Regions from separate parts of the Homo sapiens genome. Here regions 2 and 3 are each linked to region 1. A link is a contact called in ENCODE Hi-C or POLR2A ChIA-PET data. All regions are on one chromosome and are shown on one strand. The core of a region is the stretch at or near the end of the contact, and the rest is flanking DNA. Distances in the headings are between cores, read along the strand shown.

What was found. A loop is a pair of places that touch in the nucleus more often than their neighbours do. ChIA-PET counts read pairs that join two places held with the same protein, here RNA polymerase II (POLR2A). Pooled maps may share reads with other maps.
Region 2: a pooled map shows a loop between it and region 1 (8-fold over the local background). The contact joins the promoter of MAGED1 here to the promoter of SMC1A in region 1. A Hi-C loop is called at or near these places in 9 of 50 pooled maps.
Region 3: a map of ascending aorta shows a loop between it and region 1 (12-fold over the local background). The contact joins the enhancer-like site here to the promoter of SMC1A in region 1. A Hi-C loop is called at or near these places in 1 of 168 maps with a recorded cell type or tissue (ascending aorta) and 9 of 50 pooled maps. POLR2A ChIA-PET finds 5 or more read pairs at or near these places in 1 of 52 experiments (H1).

What each region holds. Positions count from the first base shown.
Region 1 is chrX:53,421,399-53,423,916 of GRCh38, forward strand. It overlaps SMC1A (structural maintenance of chromosomes 1A), which reads right to left and starts at 1,256. Exons shown (of 25, transcript NM_006306.4): 1 at 1,094-1,256. The coding sequence starts at 1,202. RIBC1 (RIB43A domain with coiled-coils 1) reads left to right here and starts at 1,475. Exons shown (of 8, transcript NM_001031745.5): 1 at 1,475-1,606; 2 at 1,916-2,004. RefSeq lists enhancers at 413-1,387, 504-683, 804-853, 1,044-1,223, 1,388-2,359 and 1 more.
Region 2 is chrX:51,892,355-51,894,872 of GRCh38, forward strand. MAGED1 (MAGE family member D1) reads left to right here and starts at 1,269. Exons shown (of 13, transcript NM_006986.4): 1 at 1,269-1,401; 2 at 1,915-1,995. The coding sequence starts at 1,951. RefSeq lists enhancers at 564-683, 1,324-1,413, 1,726-1,775, 1,996-2,045.
Region 3 is chrX:52,260,316-52,262,833 of GRCh38, forward strand. The region is part of intron 1 of LOC105377209 (a long non-coding RNA gene); the gene reads right to left. Among named protein-coding and RNA genes, the nearest start is that of SNORA11D, 71 kb to the left of the region's middle. RefSeq lists enhancers at 1,189-1,548, 1,361-1,862, 1,863-2,362 and a silencer at 1,235-1,493. Within about 2 kb of position 1,261, at least 38 of the 41 ENCODE cell types and tissues checked have a DNase peak (open chromatin) inside an H3K27ac peak, as active enhancers do; they include ascending aorta, where a contact is called at or near this core.

The sequences.
Region 1 (2,518 bases), core at 6-2,505:
ACTGTTGAGACACTCAGTCTCCAGGAAAGGTACTCAGTATGTGCTACTTCAGCAAGGGCAGCCTCTTAGGCTAGGATATCATTCAGCTAGAACATCTCTGGGGTGGAAGAATACAGCAGGATTCCAAATGGACATCTGAGGTGAGAGGAATCCACGGTGTATCGTTTAGAGTTGGGAAGACACAAAATAGAGGCTTTACCTGACCACCCTTTCTAAAGACACCACCTAAGTCACTTTATCACATCCACCTGTCTCATTTCCTGTATAGCACTTATGACAGCCTAAAACCATCTTATTTTCTCCTTATCTTCTTTCCCCTCTGGAATATAAGTTCCCTGTGAGCATGGAGTTGGTTTATTCTATTCTCCGCTGTTTCCACAACTTGCAACTGAATAACTCCTGATAAACAATAAGCATTCAACAAATTTGGTAAATTAGTTAATTTCGGCTTTTGACGGTTTCGGTGGTAGGAAAAGGGCGAGTTCGAGGCAACTACCTCTGACATAGCGGTGGGGGGTGGGGATCGACACCTCAAGCATTCTAAAGACTGGAGCGCTGGGTCTGAAATTCAAAAGTGCCGCCTCCAGAGAAGAGTAGAAAGGAGTTGGAGTGTACCAATGCGAGGCGAGAGAGGACGCTGGGCTGAAACAGAAGTGCACCGTTTGGGACCGAAGGCCACGGGAGAGCTACCAGCGTCCCCACATTCTCCGGAGGGGGTCAAGTAAGGCTGGGAAGCCGGCTCCGGCCGGTCCGGCGGGGAGCCGCGCGGCGGAGGACTGAGCTGGCGGGAAGCTGGTTCCAGACGCGACTCCTTTGGCGGGAGGGGGAAGTAGGCGGGGTAACTGGCAGCTCGGCCTGTACCACTGGGCCGGGGCGGGGGCCGCGCAGGAAGCGGCAAGTGACACCTGGAAGGGGTTCGAGTTAGAGCACCCGCGCGGGGAGAGTGGGTTCGAGCAGAACCCCCTCTGGACGGGCAAGGAACCCGTAAGGGTCCGCGACGTTTCAGGTTACATGGGCTGGGTTGTACTACTCCGGCACCGGATAAGGGGTCCAGGCCGGGACGTGCGCAGGGCCGCGGCCAGGTTTATCTCACCAGAGCCATTGGGTCCAATGATGGCGGTGAACCTCTGAAATGGTCCGATAATCTGTCGACCCTTGTACGACTTAAAGTTCTCAATCTCAATCAGTTTCAGGAACCCCATGACGGCCGCGGCGCCGGCGGCAGTAGGACAGGCCGCGCCGTACGCCCGAGAACTGAGGTAGCCCGCGCGGGAAACGCCGCAGTGCAAGCCGGGCGACCGGCAAATGTCGCGAGAATACGTCCAGGCCTAACGGGATTTTCGCCTTCCGGCAGGAGTGGGACCAGGGGCGGGGACTGATGTTGCGTATACGAGGAGCGAGCTGACGACTGGCGTGGTGCCTCCGCCCCCCTTTCTTGTTGCATGGCAACAACAAACACTTGCTCCTGCGGACCAGATCCCCGGAGGAGTTGTTGCTGGGCGGAGTCAGAGCAGTTCTTGAGGTTCAAGGAGGCGGGGGAGACCTGAGCTCACGCTTGCTGAGACAGAAGTCACAGCAGGATTATGCCCCTCAGGGCAAGAGGAAGGTGGGAGCTCGGCTGTGGCTTTAGCCTGGCCAGCTTTCAAGGCTAGGACAAGGACAGGGTCGGGAATTGGAAGGACCCGGGGGGAGCGGAGAGCTGGACGGGAAGGAGGGGCCAACGGGAGGATTCAGTGTTAGGTGAGCTCAGACTTTGCTAATGGTGGGGTGGGATTGGTGGCGGGACGGGTTGCGAAGGCGGACGGGTTGTGAATGGGACTGGGGCTACTCCCAGGCAACAGGGATACAGGCTGGGGAAGGCTACGGCCTGAGATACTACCCCTATCCCCTGCCTCCCTCCTGTTGTACCAAGCAGAGTTCAGAAACTGCCGCCGTAACCCAAGAACAAAGTTGCATGCAGAGCCAACCTAAGAGCTTCAAAATCGGGATTCCTTACTGAGAAAGGTATTTTGTGTGAACCCCCAGGAGTCAGGGTCCCTAAGCCAGCGCTCTCCACCTCCACCTACCTCTGCCTCCATGCCTCTCCCCCATCCCATTCCCACAGCTCTATACCACAATGCCACCTTACCTCTCTTCCCTCTCTGCTCTCTATCATTAATAAGGCAGGGGCCTTAGCAATCCAAGAAGCTTAAAATGTCAGCTGAATCTTCCCCTTCAGTGACCTTATACTGTAATGGCAGGTGAAACCAGTAGGTAAGTTGGTGCCATTCTCAGACTTAAACATGGAAAGGATCTGGTGGTTGCCATAATTATTCCTTTAACTATTTATTAAATTATGTCCGAAGGCTAGAAAGAGTCCTAAAGACTTAGGACAAGTCCAGGAAAGTGAGGAAGTGGCTGGGCATGGTGGCTGACAACTGTAATCCCATCGTGAGGGAGGCAGGCCAAGGCAGGAGGATCACTTGAGACCAGCAGTTCAAGACCAGCCTGGGCAACATAGTGAGACCCTATCTCTACT
Region 2 (2,518 bases), core at 19-2,518, 1.5 Mb before region 1:
GGAATTCTGAAGCCCAGCCCAGTTTCTCTCCATAAAACCACAGCTGCCCCAGGCCCCAGCCCTGAAAGGAACCAGGGCTTGCCATGGCTCAGACACACAGGTCTGATTGTCCTGGCTGCTCCAGTGGGCACCAGGAAGGCCTCAGGGACAGTGTGATTGTATCCCTGATAAGGAAGAGGCCTGATGTTCTGAGCACAGAGTGGACCCCAAGGAGCAATTCCCACGCCTGGATGGACCCACACAGGGCAGGGGGAGGGTGGGGGCCTCTGCTTGTGTCCTCCTGAATGCAGAGCATGAGCTTGGGCCTCCTAGAACACAAACTTTGCTTGTTTGGTACAAATGGGGTGCCGTGGTCTGTTGCTCAAATGGAGGAGGGAGGGGTACCCTTAGTCCCCAGGCCAGCATGAGCAGAATGTGGGCTTTGGAGTCAGGAAGACCCAGACCCAAATTTTGCATTTTGTTTCCTGGCTCTGTGGCCTTGTCTAGTTCATGCAATGTATCTGTGCCTCAGCTTCCTGATCTGCAAAATAGGGGTGCTGACATCCACTTCCCAGGGCTGCTGTGACAGGAAGACAAGCCCCAGCACAAATCCTGCTGTGATGTACAAGCTGTGCCCTTCCCTCCTTTCCTCCCCCAACACACACAAAATGAGTCCATCACCGGAGCTGCAGAAAGAAAGGGAAGAAACTAACGTTCTTTCTGCGTCTGGGAGCTTGTGGGGGCGGGCAGGGGGTGAGGGAGAAATCATGGAGTCACGTGGCAGCCACAGACTTACTACTACTACTTTGTTAGCTCCAATAGTGTATCCTCTCAGGCCATTCCGTTTCCTCAGCAGAGGTCTAACACTTGTTGCAATTAGAGACCCCAAACAGAGACCTAAGCATGCTGGACAAGGGGGTGGAGATGCAAGCCGGCCTGACAGGAGGGGCCTTGAATAGGGGAGGGACGGAATAGAGACGCATTGCGGAAAAGGTAGGGGGCCGGTGTGTGGGGCAAGGGGTGGGACCAAGAGGCACAGCGCATCTGTGGGGGAGGGGGCGTAGAGGAAGGGGAGGTGCTGTTGTATAGTGTCGACCTGGTTGGTGGTGGGGTGGTGTGTTGGCAAAGGGGGCGGGACCGCCTTCCAGCGCACATGCGCATCATGGTCTCCAGGACGAAGCTTTTGTTGGGAAAGCAGGCGGGACTGACTTTGGCTCTTCAGTGTTTGCGCATGCGCGTAACGTCCTGAGGCGGTGGGTGGTATATTAGGCGAAGAGGCGGGGTCGCCCAAGCTGCCGCGCTGGCATTTTCTCCTGGACAAGGAGAGAGTGCGGCTGCTGAGAGCCGAGCCCAGCAATCCCGATCCTCTGAGTCGTGAAGAAGGGAGGCAGCGAGGGGGTTGGGGTTGGGGCCTGAGGCAAGGTGAGAATTAGCCCCCAGACTGGGCATCTGCCCCCTGGTGCGGGCCCCCATTTTTTTTTATCCCGATCCCTTCACCCTGGATTCTGAATCCCCTTCCACCCCCCAAACCCCAATTCAATGCCCCTCCCGATCCTTCCTGATTCAAAACCCCTGTCCGATCCCTCCCATCGTTCGAAATCCTCAGATTCCTTGACCTCGATCTGTACTGTTAGATGATTCCTCCTGACTCAAAACCTCCATGCAACTTCCCAAATGCGAATCCCAACCCAACCGCACCCCCGCTCCGAATTCAGAACTCATCTGCTTCCCGATCCCCATTTGAAGCTTCGCCCTGTCAGTAGCTTCTCGGGGTTCAGAACCTCCATCTGGACGCCCATTCACTTTTACCGCTCCGATCCGTTCCTCCTCACATTCACCTTATCCGCCCGCACAGTCAGACCACAGTCACCCCCCTCCCAATTAGGTCCTTCGTATTTGCCCTCTGTAGTATAACGCCCTGCCCCTCTCCCACAGCCCCCAGGCTCCGCTCTTGCCAGAGGGACAGGAGCCATGGCTCAGAAAATGGACTGTGGTGCGGGCCTCCTCGGCTTCCAGGTGAGATCTCCACTCCCCACCCCACCATTTCCCCAGCCGACAGTCACCCCTCCCCGCGGGCCTCTTTGGTCTCCCAAACGCCGGGATCCGGTTTGACCCTATTTAGTGACTAGACTCCGTGGGCTTTTCGAATTCCCATCGTTTATCGAAGGGGGGGAGGGGCGTCTCTTTTCAGCCATCAGTCCCTGCTCAGAGAGAGGGGAGACCCTGTTAGTAGTCAGGGCAATCTGCCCAGAGAATGCGGGGTGGGTAAGGAACCATTTTTTTTTTTTTCCAGAATCCTGACGCTTGTAGAGCAGTCTGTCACCCCCTCCCCCAGCCTCCTGCCTCCACCCTCCCTCTTTCTGCATTCCCCACTCTGTGCGACCCCCCTTATTCTCAACTCCGCGATCCGCCTGCCGTCCTGAGCTGCTACTGCACGCCTCTTGGAGCGTCCCCGGCTCCTGTTCGTGCCCACTTTCCGCATACCGCCCCACCCCTCATTTTGCCCTTGCCCTACTTCACCCCTGCCACATGTTTAGTA
Region 3 (2,518 bases), core at 11-2,510, 1.2 Mb before region 1:
GTGAATACTGGAGATAACAACAACAATAATTATATGTCTACAATTGCCAGGAACTAAGAACCTGTTGTGCTATTTATGGTGACCACCATCCTCCATGAAGCACGTGCTATTATAACCTTCATTTTGCTCACGTGGAAACTGTGATACAGGAAGAAGCAGTAAATTGCCAAGGTTCTTGGGGTTCCTCAAAGAGGGCACTGGCGTTCAGATCACCGGTCTATCATACACAAGATTATACGCTGGTTTACAGAACGTTTTCCTGCCTCCAGTGCAAGAATGAAATAAAAGACAAACTGGGTAGAGTGTAAAACAGCCAGCAAAACTTTTTTCAAAATGGTAATAATTTAATGCTCACAATAAAGTGCTAAGTGGAAGGGTGAGGGGGAAGCCACGTTGTTTCATCCAGTATCATCCAAACATTATTTAAAAATACACCGTATTTACAAAGATAAACATCTGGAAGAAATAAGGTACTTGTTCATGTATTCAAAACTGTATGTTAAGAACACTCCTCTACACTCTTGTCAGTTTGCCGAAAAGGCAATGGTGAGCAAAAACAAAGCAGAACAATCACAGTTTCTGTTCTTAGAAAGGTTACATGATCACATTTACCAATGAGATAGGGGGTCAGGGGTTATTTTTGCTTTCCATTTCAGTTATTAAGTATTTTTTCGACGCTTCTAGACTGTGTATTGTTTTAGAATGGGAAATGAATAAAAATTTTCAAGCATTTTTCAAATGATTTTTAGGACACGGTAACTCACACTGAAAATCTGAGTTTAAAAAAGATGAACTAACGATGGAATATGAACTCGTGTTTAAAATGCACCTTTGGGAATGAAAAACTCTAAGGAAACAACAAATATTATCAGTGGTCATTGCTGGGTGATGGGACTGAGGGTAAGACTGGCTTTCTTTATTACACTGTATTTGTCCTCCAAATTTTCTACAGTGAGGTTGAGTCACTTCCATAATAAAAGAGTGCGTGCATTTATCAATATAAAACCAGGTCCACAAAGCCCAGTACAACCTGGGGACAGTGAATGACAAGACCATTGAGAGAAGTCAAAATACAAGTTACTAAGGAACCTAGGCATCATCTCAAGAGGAATGCCAATTTCAAAAGCAAAAAGATTTTGTTCATCAGCTCTGAGTTTTCTTAAGAGACACTACCCGCTCCGCTTCACCCCCTAAAAAACAGGCAGCCCCAGCAGCAGGACTTGGCAGGTTTAAGAACCAACCTCTTCTCTCAAAAAAGATTCCGCGGCATTTTTTTCAAGCAAGAAGGGCGGGGGGAGAGGCGAGTTGGGCGTATCCATGGAGCAATATTGCCACCTGCAGGCCACAAGAATGAAGCGCCACCAACCGCGGAAGAAAATTCATCCTTTCTACTGCTTCTCGGCAAAGAGCCGGTAGAGCTAACCTGAGGAAGCTACGCAGAATGAAGATGAGGACCAGAGAATAGACTAGTACCGGTCAGACAGGCCCCGACGAACCGGCCGTACAAGGCAGCCTCCCATAGTCCCGCCCTCGGAACCATAGCAACCCAGCAGGAAGTTCCTGCGCCACCGGAAAAAGCAGCTCTCGGGGCGGGGCTGGCCTAGGATTGACGGGCTCTGGGCCTGCGCATCGGAGTCCGGGGAGGTAGGCGCTAGTCTCCTCAGGGTCAGCCGCAGGACTCCTTCCCTGCTATTGAGAGTTGATGGCTCAGGCTCGCGACCGCTGAAGGCCAGGCTCTACTGCATGGCTGCACCAGCCGCCTCACGTTCGAGACCTGTGCCAATCCCATGGACACTCTCCCAGCCAGCCCCTGGACACGCTTCTCATGTGACGCACGCCCTGTCCTCCTCTCAGCCCTCACAGCACGGATCCTCCCCGGCGACCTCAGCGCCCCCGGGGCTGACCAGGCCGCGGCCGGCTCTCCTCCGTCTTGAGGGGGCCTCCTCCTCCCCACCTAAGTCTCCTCCGCGCGCGGTAATGCTCTGGGCCTCAGGAAAGACCGCGCCCCTTCACGATGTCTATTTCTTGCATCCCGCACTCTCATCATGGGCAGCACCCCATCCAGTCCTAACAGCTCCCTCTCTCCAATGTCCCAGCATCCACAGCCTTCAGCCTCAAGGAGGCCTGTCCACTGACCCCAACCGCGTTCCTCACCATTCACCTTCCTTACCCAGCTTACTCAAAGCTATTAACTCTCGCTCCTCAAACGCATCTCTTCATTTTCCTTCCTCCCTACTCGCCTGGCAACCCCCTGCCTTCCCCCGCCCCCCTGTAACCAAGTAGACAAACAATGTGCACCCTCCACAAGTGTACCTTCTCTCTCCTCTCCCTACAATAGCCCCCACAAGGACTAGCACCAACTCTTCTCATGATATTCCTTGATATTCCCCTGAAAAAACAGGAGCGATTGGAGAGAAACTCTCACCACTTCCCAACAGCAGTGGGCCTGCACTTGTAATCTCAGCTGCCCCACTGGAGGAAGTGACAGGATCCTACTTGAGGCCGGGCCTTCACCTGA